2 separate regions of the Homo sapiens genome follow, and region 2 is linked to region 1. A link is a loop called in an ENCODE intact Hi-C map of the cell type or tissue named here. Cell type or tissue: GM12878. All regions are shown on one strand.

Region 1 (8,000 bases):
ACCTCTACGCAAATAAACTAGAAAATCTAGAAGAAATGGATACATTCCTCGACACATACACTCTCCCAAGACTAAACCAGGAAGAAGTTGAATCTCTGAATAGACCAATAACAGGCTCTGAAATTGTGGCAATAATCAATAGTTTACCAACCAAAAAGAGTCCAGGACCAGATGGATTCACAGCCGAATTCTACCAGAGGTACAAGGAGGAACTGGTACCATTCCTTCTGAAACTATTCCAATCAATAGAAAAAGAGGGAATCCTCCCTAACTCATTTTATGAGGCCAGCATCATTCTGATACCAAAGCCGGGCAGAGACACAACCAAAAAAGAGAATTTTAGACCAATATCCTTGATGAACATTGATGCAAAAATCCTCAATAAAATACTGGCAAACCGAATCCAGCAGCACATCAAAAAGCTTATCCACCATGATCAAGTGGGCTTCATCCCTGGGATGCAAGGCTGGTTCAATATACGCAAATCAATAAATGTAATCCAGCATATAAACAGAGCCAAAGACAAAAACCACATGATTATCTCAATAGATGCAGAAAAAGCCTTTGACAAAATTCAACAACCCTTCATGCTAAAAACTCTCAATAAATTAGGTATTGATGGGACGTATTTCAAAATAATAAGAGCTATCTATGACAAACCCACAGCCAATATCATACTGAATGGGCAAAAACTGGAAGCATTCCCTTTGAAAACTGGCACAAGACAGGGATGCCCTCTCTCACCGCTCCTATTCAACATAGTGTTGGAAGTTCTGGCCAGGGCAATCAGGCAGGAGAAGGAAATAAAGGGTATTCAATTAGGAAAAGAGGAAGTCAAATTGTCCCTGTTTGCAGACGACATGATTGTTTATCTAGAAAACCCCATCGTCTCAGCCCAAAATCTCCTTAAGCTGATAAGCAACTTCAGCAAAGTCTCAGGATACAAAATCAATGTACAAAAATCACAAGCATTCTTATACACCAACAACAGACAAACAGAGAGCCAAATCATGGGTGAACTCCCATTCACAATTGCTTCAAAGAGAATAAAATACCTAGGAATCCAACTTACAAGGGATGTGAAGGACCTCTTCAAGGAGAACTACAAACCACTGCTCAAGGAAATAAAAGAGGACACAAACAAATGGAAGAACATTCCATGCTCATGGGTAGGAAGAATCAATATCGTGAAAATGGCCATACTGCCCAAGGTAATTTACAGATTCAATGCCATCCCCATCAAGCTACCAATGACTTTCTTCACAGAATTGGAAAAAACTACTTTAAAGTTCATATGGAACCAAAAAAGAGCCCGCATCGCCAAGTCAATCCTAAGCCAAAAGAACAAAGCTGGAGGCATCACACTACCTGACTTCAAACTATACTACAAGGCTACAGTAACCAAAACAGCATGGTACTGGTACCAAAACAGAGATATAGATCAATGGAACAGAACAGAGCCCTCAGAAATAATGCCGCATATCTACAACTATCTGATCTTTGACAAACCTGAGAAAAACAAGCAATGGGGAAAGGATTCCCTATTTAATAAATGGTGCTGGGAAAACTGGCTAGCCATATGTAGAAAGCTGAAACTGGATCCCTTCCTTACACCTTATACAAAAATCAATTCAAGATGGATTAAAGATTTAAACGTTAAACCTAAAACCATAAAAACCCTAGAAGAAAACCTAGGCATTACCATTCAGGACATAGGCGTGGGCAAGGACTTCATGTCCAAAACACCAAAAGCAATGGCAACAAAAGACAAAATTGACAAATGGGATCTAATTAAACTAAAGAGCTTCTGCACAGCAAAAGAAACTACCATCAGAGTGAACAGGCAACCTACAACATGGGAGAAAATTTTCGCAACCTACTCATCTGACAAAGGGCTAATATCCAGAATCTACAATGAACTCAAACAAATTTACAAGAAAAAAACAAACAACCCCATCAAAAAGTGGGCGAAGGACATGAACAGACACTTCTCAAAAGAAGACATTTATGCAGCCAAAAAACACATGAAGAAATGCTCATCATCACTGGCCATCAGAGAAATGCAAATCAAAACCACTATGAGATATCATCTCACACCAGTTAGAATGGCAATCATTAAAAAGTCAGGAAACAGCAGGTGCTGGAGAGGATGCGGAGAAATAGGAACACTTTTACACTGTTGGTGGGACTGTAAACTAGTTCAACCATTGTGGAAGTCAGTGTGGCGATTCCTCAGGGATCTAGAACTAGAAATACCATTTGACCCAGCCATCCCATTACTGGGTATATACCCAAATGAGTATAAATCATGCTGCTATAAAGACACATGCACACGTATGTTTATTGTGGCACTATTCACAATAGCAAAGACTTGGAACCAACCCAAATGTCCAACAATGATAGACTGGATTAAGAAAATGTGGCACATATACACCATGGAATACTATGCAGCCATAAAAAATGATGAGTTCATATCCTTTGTAGGGACATGGATGAAATTGGAAACCATCATTCTCAGTAAACTATCGCAAGAACAAAAAACCAAACACCGCATATTCTCACTCATAGGTGGGAATTGAACAATGAGATCACATGGACACAGGAAGGGGAATATCACACTCTGGGGACTGTGGTGGGGTCGGGGGAGGGGGGAGGGATAGCATTGGGAGATATACCTAATGCTAGATGACACATTAGTGGGTGCAGCGCACCAGCATGGCACATGTATACATATGTAACTAACCTGCACAATGTGCACATGTACCCTAAAACTTAGAGTATAATAAAAAAAAAAAGAATCTAAAAAAAAAAAAAAAAAAAAAAAAGAATTGAAGGCAGTCCTTGAAGAGACATTTGTATGCCCATGTGCACAGCAGCATTATTCACAACAGCCAAAGCATAGAAGCAAGCCAGTGTCTGTTCTTGGATGAATGAGTAAACAAAATGTGGCATAGCCATGCAATGGAGTATTACTCAGCCTTAAAAAAGAAGGAAATCCTGGCGGGGCACGGTGGCTCACGCCTATAATCCTGACACTTTGGGAGACCGAGGTGGGTGGATCATTTGAGGTCAGGAGTTTGAGACCAGCCTGGCCAACATGGTGAAACCCCGCCTCTACTAAAAATACAAAAATTAGCTGGGATTGGTGGCGGGTGCCTATAATCCCAGCTACTCGTGTGGCTGAGGCGAGAGAATCGCTTGAACCCAGAAGGCAGAGGTTGCAGTGAGCCGAGATCATGCCACTGCACTCCAGCCTGGGCAACAGAGCGAGACTCTGTCAAAAAAAAAAAAAAAAAAAAAAAAAAAGGAAATCCTGTCCCATGCTTCCATGTGGACGAATCTTGAGGACATGATGCTAGTGAAATCAGCCATCCCCAAAAGGCAAATACTGTATGATTCCACTTACATGAGGTAGAGTAGTCAAAACCATAGAGAGAGTAAGTAGCAGGGTGGCTGCAAGAGGCAGGGGGGAGGGGGACCGGGGAGTTATTGCTTAATGGGCACGGTTTCAGTTTCGCAGCATGGTGAAAGCTCTCCACTATCTCTCCCCGACAGCGAGCCCCAGTGGTCCTTCTGGTGTACTGATGTATGAAAAGAACAGCAAGGCCCGCCCCCCACACACACAGCAGGTTGTACCACATACATCCATCCCCTTCTACTCACCCAACCTCAGAGATTGATTTGCTGTTCTTCACAGCCAGGGCGAGATACTTCCCTCCTTCACTTGTTATTTTGTTTTTTCCCAGTCTGCAGAGAGAGTCACACACAGTCAGCCTCCAGCTATGCAGGGGCTCCAATGTGGGTCACCCTCCTCCCCAGCACAGAGCCCCTTCCAGCCCCATCTTGGGAACCGTACACTTTCTTCTGGGATCCACAAGAGCCATGGCCTGGGCCTCCTGTCAGGGAGGGAACTGAAGCCCTGAGGACAGTCAGTCAGGGTTCCTCTCCAGGAGATGGTCCACAGTCTCTGCAGAAGCTCAGGGACCTGAGCCCTCCCTGGGGTCCTCTAATTGACCTCAGCAGCATCACTGACTTCCCTCGGGAGACCTGGGAGGTCCCACTTTGACTGCCAAGGGTCAAGGTATGTGGCCACTGTCAGGGCAGGACCAGAGGCTCCAAGCCTGGCGCACTGTCACCCCCTGCGCAGGGCACACCTACAGCAGGGCAAGGGCCCAAGCTCTTCCTTGCAACCCGACAGGAAACTCCCTTGGGGCAAAAAGACCACCAGAAAGGGTGAGAGTTAGTCCTTTCTTCGGCCTAGTAGTTAATGAAATCAAAATGCCAACCTTTCCCCCTACCAATAACGGGAGGCCCTTCCAGAATCCAAGCCTCACAGATCACACAGAGGTATCTTTACTTGACCAACATGGCCCTGGGACAAGTGGAAGGCTTTAGGATGAAAGCTCTTTACTGTGACATTTAATCTTTGAACAACAGAAGGGGGTGATCAAGAGAATATACTAAGGAACCTGGTGCCTACCCCACTTACTTAAGATGCGTGAGGCCTTTGCATTCATCCAGGATTTTGGTGACGTACCTGGCTCCGACATCGGTGATCTGGTTGTTGTATAAACTTCAAGAGAAAGCACAGCCATGAGACTTTCTGGCTCCTGATGTCATTTTAATAGCCCCTGTTTTTTGAAGCATATGGTGTCTACTGATTTCCAAAGTCTGGGTTGAAAGGGGAACACACAGGCACCAGAGTTTAGGGCTCTGAGGTCTCACAGCTCAGGTTCAAAACCAGCTCCACTACTTTCCCCAGCTTTATGGCCTGAGACAAGTCACGTTACCTCTCTGTGCCTCAGTTTCTCCATCTGTAATACAGAGGTAATGATGATAGTCCCCTTGCAGGGTGGTTATGAGGATCTTAGGACATAACGCAAAGCCCTGGTGCATGAGTGCTCGGTGACTGGCAGGTGATGGGTATTTACAACTAAGATTACATTCAGCGTCTTGAGAAGAAAAGATTCTGAATATTAAAACTTCTCGATGTCTACCTTTCAGCCATCTCACCGCTCAATGCCAATTCAATAGTACAGCAGATGGAAGTTGAAAGGCAGCTAAGCTCAGGCTTCCAGGGTTCCACAGCCACACAGAGCCCTGGAGCCGAGTGTGGCCCGGGGTCGTTTGCGTCCATGTCCTCATTAACATCGAAGGCCACTGAGGCCCCAAGAAACTGAACAACTGCTCCAGCTTGCAGAGCCACCAGTTGTGTGGGGCTGGCCCGCAATCCCTTCTCTCAGACTCCAAAACCTCAAAGGCTCTGAATGCCCAAAGTTTCTCACAATTCTTTTGGCAACTGATGTGGAGCTACTTATAGTCTTTCTTACCACACTTGGTTTGACTGTTTCATACATTCTGCGGGAGAAATATGAAAGTGTTTGAAAATGGGGCACTGCCTTAGACCCCTGCGGCCACGTCATGCCATAGCATGCACTCAGAATCCCCATTCGGGTCTTGCCCCAAAGGCTCTGGATGAGGGATTATGGACCCAAAATAGTCCAGACTAATATGTAAACAGGATTCTAGCATTTATTAAATATATCCCCTTATATTCTCGTTGCATCCCCCAATAACCAGTTGTAAGCCTACTTGCCTATACTGGGATCCCAGTTTTACAGGTGAGGAGGCTGAGGCTCAGCAAGACTTCATGACTGGCCGAGCCACAAAGAGAACCCAGGACTCTCAACTCCTGGGCCAGCGCTCTTCCCAGCCCTGGGCCATCCGTGCCGATCATCCAGGGACCTATGGGAATGTGAATTCCCTGCAGCTCTGTATTATTACTAGGTAGTTGGCCCAGTGTTCTGGAGAAAGACATACCCCAAATAGGTCACAATTTTGTATTTGGTCAGCTCTTCGCTTAGCACCTTTACCCCACCGTCAGTGATCTGGTTTACGCTGAGTCTGAAATAAAACAGCAAAAAAATTACGAGTCAGGGCAGGCACTCATTATGAAGGACCATTAATCTTACAAAGATCCAGAAGCCTTCAGGCCCTGGAGTTTTCTCAGGTATAGACGCCCCTGGAGAATGGCCACAGCAATCAGCCAAATAGCCCCTTACAAAGCCTGGCCAACGTGGGGCCGCCAGACCCATCCTGCACCAGCCCATGAGCGAGGCTGCAGCACAGCCCCTGGCTCCTCACACGACCGTGAAGGACACAGGGAGGACGTGTGAGGCCAGCCACCTCTGACATCCACCCTTTGCGTGTGACCTATGTGTCAGCCAGACCCTGTACCTGGTTCTCGTATGGTGGAGGGCATGGGTTTGGAAATGTCAGGGGCTGCTTTTAGTGGTTGTGACTGGAGGAGGGAGTGCCCTGTCATCTTGCAGGCAGGGCCAATGATGTTAGGTGTCCTGCAAAATGCTGGACAGGTCTCACAAGAACTGTTATACCCAAAATGCCAACAGCTTCCCCCCATCCAGAAACACATGGGCTAACCCTGATTTGTCACTGGAAAAGGCTGTGAGTCCCACTGTCAAAGGAGACTGCTCATGTCATTCTGTAAAGTGTCAGACAGCAAATATTTTAGGCTCTGTGGGCCATGTGGTCTCTGTCACAGCTACTCAACTGTGTAGTGTGAAGCAGCCAGTAAGTAAATAAATGGGTATGGCTGCGTTCCAATAAAACTTTACTTAGAAACACAAGCCTTGGGCCCAATTAGACCCACAAGCTGACCTTGATAACAAGTAAAAGGCTGAACAATTAAAAGCTTGATTTTTAGGCCACATCAAAATGATCAAGTCAGACACTCTGGACCCTTTCCCTCAGAGTCCCCAGCTTGGTGCTGGGAAATAGTGTGTATGTACATGGCATGGCCAGCCCAAGACAGCACAGGCTGCTAGACATTCCCAATATCTATACTTTCTTAGCAATAGATTCCCCCATCTTTTAGCTGGGCCCATCTCATTAAATTCTGCCCATACCATTAAGTTCTGAAATCTAAGCAGCAATATAATTAGTAATAGCCAAGAAGTGTTCTTAAAAGATTGAGGCATGCTCTCAATCTTTGCCCTTCCTTCTTACTGATAGCTAGAGTGTCGACTAGATGGCTGGAGTTTGAGCAGCCCTCTTGGGCCAAGATGGGAAAGCCGGGTAGTGAGGATGGCAGAACAGGAAGGCAGAAGAGAGCCTGGGCTCCGGAGGGTCATGGAGACTCCATACCAGTCCTGAACTACCTACCTCTAGACTTTTACATGAGAGAAATAAGCTTGTAACTCACCAACATTTGGGGTTTTCGCTCTCAGCTAAAACTAATCCTAACTGATGCAGCCAGAGAACTGAGTGTGCTTCCCGTGGTTACCCATATCCTCTGCTTTCCTACAAGCTGTTTTTTCTTGCACTGGTGTGAAGGAAAGCTTCACCTGGGGACAGCAGGAAGGGCAGGGCCACCACACTGGTGTGGAGTTTCCCATTGAAAAGATGGACAGAGGGGTCGGGTGCGGCGGCTCATGCCTGTAACCCCAACATTTTGGAAGGCCGAGGCGGGCGGATCACCTGAGGTCAGGATTTCAAGACCAGCCTGGCCAACATGGGGAAACCCCGTCCTACTAAAAATACAAAAAACTTAGCCGGACATGGTGGCGTGTGCCTGTAATCCCAGCTACTCAGGAGGCTGGGGCAAGAGAATCGCTTGAACCCAGGAGGCGGAGGTTGCAGTGAGCTGAGATCACGCCACTGCACTCCAGCCTGGGCAACAGAGCGGGACTCCATTTGGGGGAGAAAAAAAAAAGATGGACAGAGGGTGGCACTGAGTGTGAGACTGCCTGGGGCTACAGAGGGAGAGTCACTGGCTGAGAGTACAGAGAACAGACTCCAGGTTTTCCAATTCCCAGGCTAGGGCAGCCTTCGACCCCCTGCACCCCATGTCCCCATGCAATTATTTACACTCTGACACTGGTGTGACAGGCACTGGGAGTCAGTTCCAAATCCCTACTGCTTTTTAGAAATGCATGAGTCAAGTAATGGCAAATTTAACCCCCTGTAGAGATTTACAAGGT
Region 2 (8,000 bases), 270 kb before region 1:
TTGGCACACACTATTGGTGGGAACGTAAATTGGCTCGGTCACATTAAAAGATCATTTCTCAGTCTCTATAAAGATTTTATGTGCAAACCCTTTGACTTCACAATCCCACTTCTCAAAATCTATCCTGGAGAAATAATTGCATGTTATGGATATAGTGGTCAGTGTAAAATTGCTGGTAATCTTAAATAAAAGGACAGAAAAAGAAAAAGGAAAGAATAGCAGAAAGCCCAAGTCATGAGCATGTAATTGCAGGTAGAGCTACAGGTTCTGAAATGGGAACAACTCCAATATACATGGTTATCTGGAAAGAATATATCAGGGGAACAATACACGTAGGCCAATCACATTATATTAAAAAATGTATATTTTCGTTTTTCTAAGTAAGGCCATGGAAAAGGTCCAGGAGGCTGCACTTTCCACTGTGCACAGTGGTTACCTCTGGGTGAGGACAGTCGGAGGGAGGGAGGGAGACTTTCATTTTTTACTCCATATACAGATGCCCCTCAACTTCATAAGCAAAAATGTCATAAGTCACAATGCATTTAACCAACCTGCCAAACATCATAGCTTAGCCCAGCCTACCTTAAACATGCTCAGAACACTTACATTAACCTACTCCTGGGCAACATCATCTCACACAAAGGCTATTTTGTAATAAAGTGCTGAATAGCTCATGTAATTTATCGAATACAGCACACTGTAAGGTGTCACTTGTTTACCCTCATGATCGCGTGGCTGACTTGGCAGCTGAAATCTTACCACATAGCGCTAGCCCGGGAAAAGATCAAAATTCAGAATTCAGAGACGTGCATTGCTTTTGCACCATTTTAAAGTCGAAAAAATCATAAGTTGAACTATTGTAAGACCATCTGTACTCTATATACTTACATCTGTATTTTTGCATTTTTTACAATATACACTGTAAGGTTATTGTTGTCCTCTATCATCCCAGTTTCTTGTAAAGCTGTCAGAACTAGACTGAATTGGGGAAGGCTGCAGCTGGAGCAGAGTGCACAGGAAATACCAGGCATTCAGATTTGGACGTGTTAAATGTCAGGCGCCCATTAGAATCTTAAGTGGAGATGCTGAGCAGGCAGATGGATTGAAGAGTTTGCAGTTTGGAAAGGAGATCCGGGTTGGAGAACCACATTTGAAGACAAGTCCCCTAGGATGTATGGGCATGAGGAGGAGAGTCCCATTAATAAGATAGGGTGGGGCCCAGAGCCAAGTGTGTGGGCACCCAAGCCCTGGATTCCAATGTCTTTAACACAAATCAGTTTCTGCTACGAATCTAAACAACTATAGGGTCCTAACTGATTCTTCCTACACACCGGTATCACTGGCACCTATAAAAAACTCCTTGTGTCTTATTTTTAGCACTGCTCCTTGCTTTTCCTTTGAATGTCCAGCTTGGTCTGGCTGAACTGCTTTGGTGGTCTCTGGGTTTCCCAACTTCGCCTTCCGTTGACGTCCTGTCTGAATCCCCCTTCTGCAAGCTTCATGGCTGCAGAGAAGCCCTGCCAACTCCTGAGTAACTCCGCCCATCCCTCACTCTATTCTTCAAGCTCCAACCCAGGACAACTGCAACATGTGTATAGTCTTTCACACAGTTGCTCATTTAATTCCCAAGAGGCAGATATATTATTAGCATCACTTTTACTATTATCCTGCCCTCTTGACAGATGAGAAAACTGAGTGTTGTGTGGTGGGAAGTGTCTTATCTTCCACTAGAGTCTAGCAAACTACCATAAACTTAGCAACTTGAAACAGCCCATACTGGAGCCGAGTAACGTAGCTCATGCCTGTAATCCTGACAGTTTGGGAGGCCAGGGCAGGAAGATCACTTGAGGCTAGGAGTTCAAGACCAGCCTGAGCAATATAGCAACACCCCATCTCTACAAAAAATTTTAAAAAATTAGCCGGGCATGTGCCTATAGTCCCAGCTACTCTGGAGGCTGAGGCTTGAGCCTAGGAGCTTGAGGCTGCAGTGAGCTATGATTGCCACCGCACTACAGCCTGGGCAACAGGGTAAGAAAAAGAAAATACAACAACAACAGCAAAAACACATTTATTATCTCACAGTTTCTGTGCCTCAGGAATCTGGGTGTGTCTCTGCAGAATCCTCTGCTTCAGGGTCTCTTATGAGGCTGCAGTCCAGGTGTCAGCTAGGGCTGGGGGCTCATCTGGAAGCTCAGCCGGGCAAGGACCTGCCTCTAAGGCATTCCGCAGTTGACAGAATTCAGTTCCATCTGAGCAGTTAGACCAAGGGCCTCAGTTCCTGCCAGCTGTTGGCTGGAGGTCACTGTCAGTTCCTTGCCACATGGGCCTGCTTACTTTATCAATGTGTGTGACCCGAGAAGGCAATAAAGAATCTGCTTGTAAGGGAGGCTACAATCTCTTGAAACCTAATCTTAGAAGTGACACCCTGTCACCTTTGGTTAGAAGCAAGTTGCTAGGCCAGCCCACACTTGGGAGGCACCCCCACTACACAGGGTGTGAACACAAGGAGCAGGTCACCAGCCATCCCAGTGTCAACCCACACAGGACATAACACGTGGGATTTGGGCACAGGCATGTCGACCTCCAATGCTTGGCTGCTTCCTTCTATGCAATCCTGGATCCTCCATGATTGTGCTCTGCTGTGGCCTGAACAAAAAGGGAACGATGATAGTTCTTTCTTCATGTGACTCTACTAAGTACTCTTTTAGCCAGGGAAGTTGAGTAATCTGGTTTTAACAATAGAAAAGTGGGACTTGCAAATTAGCATGGGTTTCCAAAACGGAATGCAATTTAAAGCTGAGAAGCTGAAGTGATAAATGGAGGAACAGTGTTCTGTCTATAAAAGCAGCTGATAAAAATGCCTGTCACCTTTCAAACCAGTCCTGCACCCCAGAGACCACAGGTAAATCATCTCTCTCTACCCAGACCTGCAAACTGTCCATGTATGTAACACTGCCACTGCAGGGAAGGAGGCGGGCCAGAGGAGCAGGAGAGAGCCAGCCACCACCTCACCAGCCTTCTGTGTGAGTTGCCTTCTCCCAAGTCCTTTGAGTGGAGACAGCCCAGTCCCTGATCAACCAAGTGCCCTGCAGTGACAGCTGGGAAAGATGGCAGGTGTCAGCCTTCTCGCCCCATCTCTGCCACCACTGCTCCCTGAAAACTTCTCGCAGGGATGATTCCAGTGTTGTGGCTTCTCGGCAACCCAGCTTCAGTCTCGGGCACCCCTCTTCTCCCAAGCCTGTTTCTCAGCCTGCCACTGAGTAGACTCTCTTTTCAGTGCTCCTCAGAAGAGTTACTCCAGTTCCCAGGAGCACCCCGATTCATCTCCTCAACTGGGACTTTCTATCTCTAGCTCGACCCCAAACTGTATATTGATTTAATTAATATTTATTGAAAACTTACTAAAGGCCATATATATCCTTCTAAAGCACTGAAAAACATATTCCTTATACATGGGTATGTATGTACATAAATACCTATAACATAGAGGCTAACAGCATGGTTTTAAAATTAGATCTCGTCATTTAGTAACAGTGAACTTTACTTTGGCAGGTTACTCTAACTTTCTGAGTCCCAGTTTCCTTTTCTGTAATGTGGACATCATTTTTCCTACCTCAAAGGATCAGTGTGAGAAGAAAGTGAAATACTAATTTGTGTGTGGCACTTAGCACTGTGCCTAAAACATAATAAATACTTAATAGCACTTCTGTGTAATCAGCACAGGACAGACCATTCCCGAAGATTCCCGCTCCCACCAAATCATAGGCTCTTAGAAGGCTAAAACCACAGCTGTCTTGTTCACCCTTATATCCCCAGTACCTGGCATAATGCCTGGCACATGGAAAGTGCTTAATAAACGTTTCTGCAATGAGCTAATAAGTGAATAAGTAATACTGCAGTTAATGACAAAAATATTTATCTGGTGCAACTTTCCAAGGAGCTTAAAGATCTCTCAATATTATTTAATTTGGTTTTAAAGTTCACCTTGGGGCCAGGCATAATGGCTCATGCCTCTAATCCCAGCACTTTGGGAGGCAGAGGTGGGAGGATCGCTTGAGTCCAGGAGTTCAAGATCAGACTGGGCCACAAAGCAAGTCTCCGTCTCTACCAAAGAAATATGAAAAATTATCCAGACATGGCAGTTGTACCTGCAGTCCTAGCTAGCCAGGAGGCTGAGGTGGGGGGAAATCGCTTGAGCCCAGGAGTTCAAGGATGCAGTGAGCTATGATCACATGACTGCTCCAGCCTGGGCAACAGAGCAGGACTCTAACTCTAAAAAAAAAAAAAAAAAAAAAAAAAAAACCCCACAAAAAAACAAAGTTCACCTAGGATGGCAAGTAAAAGGTTTGACCATTTACTTAGGCCTTTGACCAAGGTGTAAAGGACTAAACTTGACTTGCCTAAAACCATGCAATAAATCTGGTTATAGGTTGGCATGGCTACAGGGTTGGCATTTGGATTCTTGTACTCATAGCTCCCTACTCCTACATATCTAGTGTATTGAGACCATCTTCCTAGCCTGACTGACTTGCCCATAGAGAAAAGCCCCTCTGAACTCCAAAATCTGAGGACTTTCTAATTCTTTGTGACCATGACTCACTTTGTAAGGAACCAATAAGTTGTCCCAGGCCTTGGTGCTGAGCAAATGGTGGAGCAGAAGCCAGCTGCCTGCTGTCCATTAGTCCAAAAGTGGGATCTGACATCTCTGCAGAGTCCGTCCAGCACCCTAGGGTTGATTTCCCTGGGGGTGTTGTTAGCCACTCAGGATGACCAGCAGCCATTCCTGGAGAATGAGAACAAATCTCAGAATCATGTGATCTGTCTCTAGTCCCAGCTCCACTAGCTGTGTGACCTTGGACAAGTTACTTAACTTCTTTTCACTTTCATTTTCTCATCTGAAAAGAAGGGGAAGTAACACCTTGTAAGGACTGAATAATATGATGTCTGACAAAAGGCACCGTGCCCAGCACAATTCCCAGAGACTGTTTGTGGAGTTTGGATCTGAATGCAGGGCTGGCGTTAATCATCCTTTGTGGGGAGCAGCCCAGGAAAATCTTCTGGTCCCCTGTTTCCCTCTCATAGTCCAGTCCAATTCCCATTGGCACTTTGGGGAAGGCAGTGATTTTCAAGATTTATCTCAGAGCAGAACTCTTTTGTCAAGCAAACTTAACATGGAATGGAACGGAACGGAAGTATATAAAACTGATAAAGCTGAGCTCACTTGTCAAAGCAGGGCTGGGGACAACCTAGATCTCTCTTTGTGATTTGCCCCTCCTCATTTTGCAGTGGCCTCCAATATAACTCCATGAGCCCCCAGGCTTCCCAGAACTTGGATGGAACACAACTCAACTAAAGTAGTATTCTAGATGGTCTCTGTCAAATTAGTAACAATATCAACACATTATTATAACATAAATGCTAGCTATAATTTATTATTATTATTATTACTACAGCTAACATTTACTACAGTGGTTCTCAAGCTTTAGCTTACATCAGAATCACCTGGAAACCTGATTAAAACACAGATTAATGGACCTCACCCCCAGAGTTTCTGATTCAAAAGCTAGCGTGGAGCCGAGAATCTGCATTTCTAACACATAACTAACTAGTGATGGTGATGCTGGAGTGTGGGAAGACACTCTGAGAACTGATGATTTACTGTGAGCTAAGTGCTAAGCATTCTACGTGGAGACTGCTTTTAATGCTCATAACCACACGATGAGATAGGTATTGAACTATTTACATCCTTTTACAGATGAGGAAACTAAAAGTCTAAGTAACTTGCTCCAGGTCTTAGTTACTAAGTGGCAGATTCCAACCCAGGTCTGACTCCAAAGTCCTCACTCCTAACCATGATGTTAAAATGTTAAAATGGAAGCCTATTATAAGGAATAGGTCCACTTATTTGCATTCATTAACCAGCATAAATAAGTTCATGTAATGAACTGGCTCTGAGAGAAAGGGTTCTAAGGTAGTTGAGGTTTGATGAAGAATAGAACAACCAAACAAATCAGGAAGGTTTGAGTAACAGGCCATTGCTTATCATAGTCTGCAAGGTATCTCAAGAATTTGACCAAGAGAGACAGTGCTTGTGACAAAAGATAGAAAAGCTGGTCAAAAAGACAAATTTCACTTTATTCATTATTCATGTAGTCACTAGTTTATAAAATGCTTATTGAATATGTACTATAAGGTGGGGGCTGTTTGGTGCTGAAGATATGAGGGAGAGTAAAAGTAGACAGGGTTCATGACCCTCAAAGCTTACAGACCCCTCAAAGCAACAATATTAAGCTTAGTAACAATTTTGCCCAAGTCGTGAAATCTTGACATTCAGCTTTGGCCACATGGTTCTGTCAGGTCCCAGCTCTTTTGGTTCTGACTCTTCTGGATCTTATTATCTTGTATTTTTCACTCTATCTGTTGACCTAATGTATTTCCATTCTGATGTGTGCAGTTCAGCACAATCCTGACATCATGAACTTAAAAGCCTGCCTTGTTAATAGATTTTATTTTTTGAATGTTGACTATGGACAGGATTTGGCTTGCGTGTGATAATTGGTAACCATATGACTAATAGGAGGAGGTTTTATAATTGGTCTGCTCTTGTATTCTTACTCATCACTGCTAATTACCCAGTGTGTCTGATATGCCAGATGGATATTTAATAAATGGTCTAATGATTGGATCTGAAATAACATATTCAGGTTCAAGAGAACCATGGTCCTGGGAGGGAGGTCACACAGTTCTCCATTCTGCCATCCAGCACCGTTGCTTTTAGATGAAGTTTGATGAGGCTGAATTAGATCCTGACAATTGTATGGCATTTTTGTTTAATTCCAAGGAAATTTTCTTTCATGGGCTTACCATGATTTCTATGGAAACTCATTTTGGGGAAAATCCTCAGTCTGACTTGTTCCAAGTTGGATTTACTTACTCTGGCAAAGTTATGACCTATTAAAAAGTGCTAATGGAGACAACTGAGAAGCTAAGTTTCAGGGAACCGTGTTGTCTTAGTCTGCTTTGTGTTACTGTAAGAGAATACTTGAGACTGGATGATTTACACAGAGAGCTGGCATCTGCTCAGCTGCTGGTGAGGGCTTTCATGCTGCGTCACAACATGGCGGAAGGTCAAAGGGGAAGCGGAAATGCGCCAAGGGGCAAAATCCAAGGGGTGTCCTGGCTTGATACCAATGCACTCTTGTAGGAACGAATCCCTTTCCTGATCCAGCCTTCCCAGAATGAGATTTCACTGTCTACTGCAGTTACAGCACCAAGGTATTTGTAAGGCATCTGCCCCCATGACCCAAACACCTCCTGCTAGGCCTCACCTCCCAACACTACCCCACTGGGAATCAAATGTCAACATCACTTTTGGTGAGGACAAACTATATCCAAACCATAGCACATGTGAAGGAAAAAGGAAAGAAAAAGGGAGGGAAGAATAGAAAGACTGTAGTAAGAAATCCATGATCGGTGCGAAACATGGAGTTTTCACAACGAGCTAAAGAAACACTATAGGCTGTCTCCTAGAGACACACATTTCTGCCATCTAATCTGCAGATTTGTTTACATTAAAAAACAAGACTAAATTTAAGCTTCAAAGTAAAAGCTCAACATTTAGGGAGACATACGGGCTGTTTGCTTTGAATGAGGGGCAGGAGCCAGCCTTCTCCGAATTGGCCCAGAGAAAATTTTTGAAACACAGAAATGTAATAATAGCTGGCACATGGGATGTGTGGAATGAAATCAGCACTTTCAAAAAGAAAAGAATGAAGAGAATAATAATAATAAGCCAATGCATTCAGTTCTTTTGGTTAATGTCAAATTTTACTCACCAATCTTAACAGATCTACTAGTGATTACTCTTATTTGGGTATTTCCACTGGAAAATTATCCAGTTTGTGAAAAGTCTCAGTCATTTGTTATGAAGAACACAGCTTTCATTTTGTCCCAAAATTAGATGGGACTGAATTACCCCCACCAAGATGATTCAAGCTGCC

The links. A loop is a pair of places that touch in the nucleus more often than their neighbours do. Peaks named below come from ENCODE experiments on the same cell type or tissue, not always from the same donor. Only the 100,000 strongest peaks of a DNase experiment are listed, where the experiment ranks them.
Region 2: it touches region 1 in a loop (2.6-fold over the local background); 3 of 110 quality-filtered maps call a loop at or near these places.

The regions. Positions count from the first base shown.
Region 1 is chr7:30,442,478-30,450,477 of GRCh38, forward strand. NOD1 (nucleotide binding oligomerization domain containing 1) reads right to left here. Exons shown (of 14, transcript NM_006092.4): 7 at 5,821-5,904; 8 at 4,490-4,573; 9 at 3,664-3,747. Among named protein-coding and RNA genes, the nearest start is that of NOD1, 32 kb to the right of the region's middle. RefSeq lists a silencer at 3,362-3,521 and an enhancer at 7,049-7,549. In GM12878, a CTCF peak has its summit at 3,557; a DNase peak (open chromatin) is centred at 3,494.
Region 2 is chr7:30,174,337-30,182,336 of GRCh38, forward strand. It overlaps LOC105375217 (a long non-coding RNA gene), which reads right to left. Exons shown (of 2, transcript XR_927147.4): 1 at 4,601-8,000; 2 at 2,053-2,646. Among named protein-coding and RNA genes, the nearest start is that of MTURN, 43 kb to the left of the region's middle. RefSeq lists enhancers at 2,195-2,254, 4,838-4,887 and a silencer at 2,345-2,404. In GM12878, no CTCF peak of the experiment used is centred here; a DNase peak (open chromatin) is centred at 4,865; H3K4me3 peaks cover 769 bases; H3K27ac peaks cover 1,040 bases.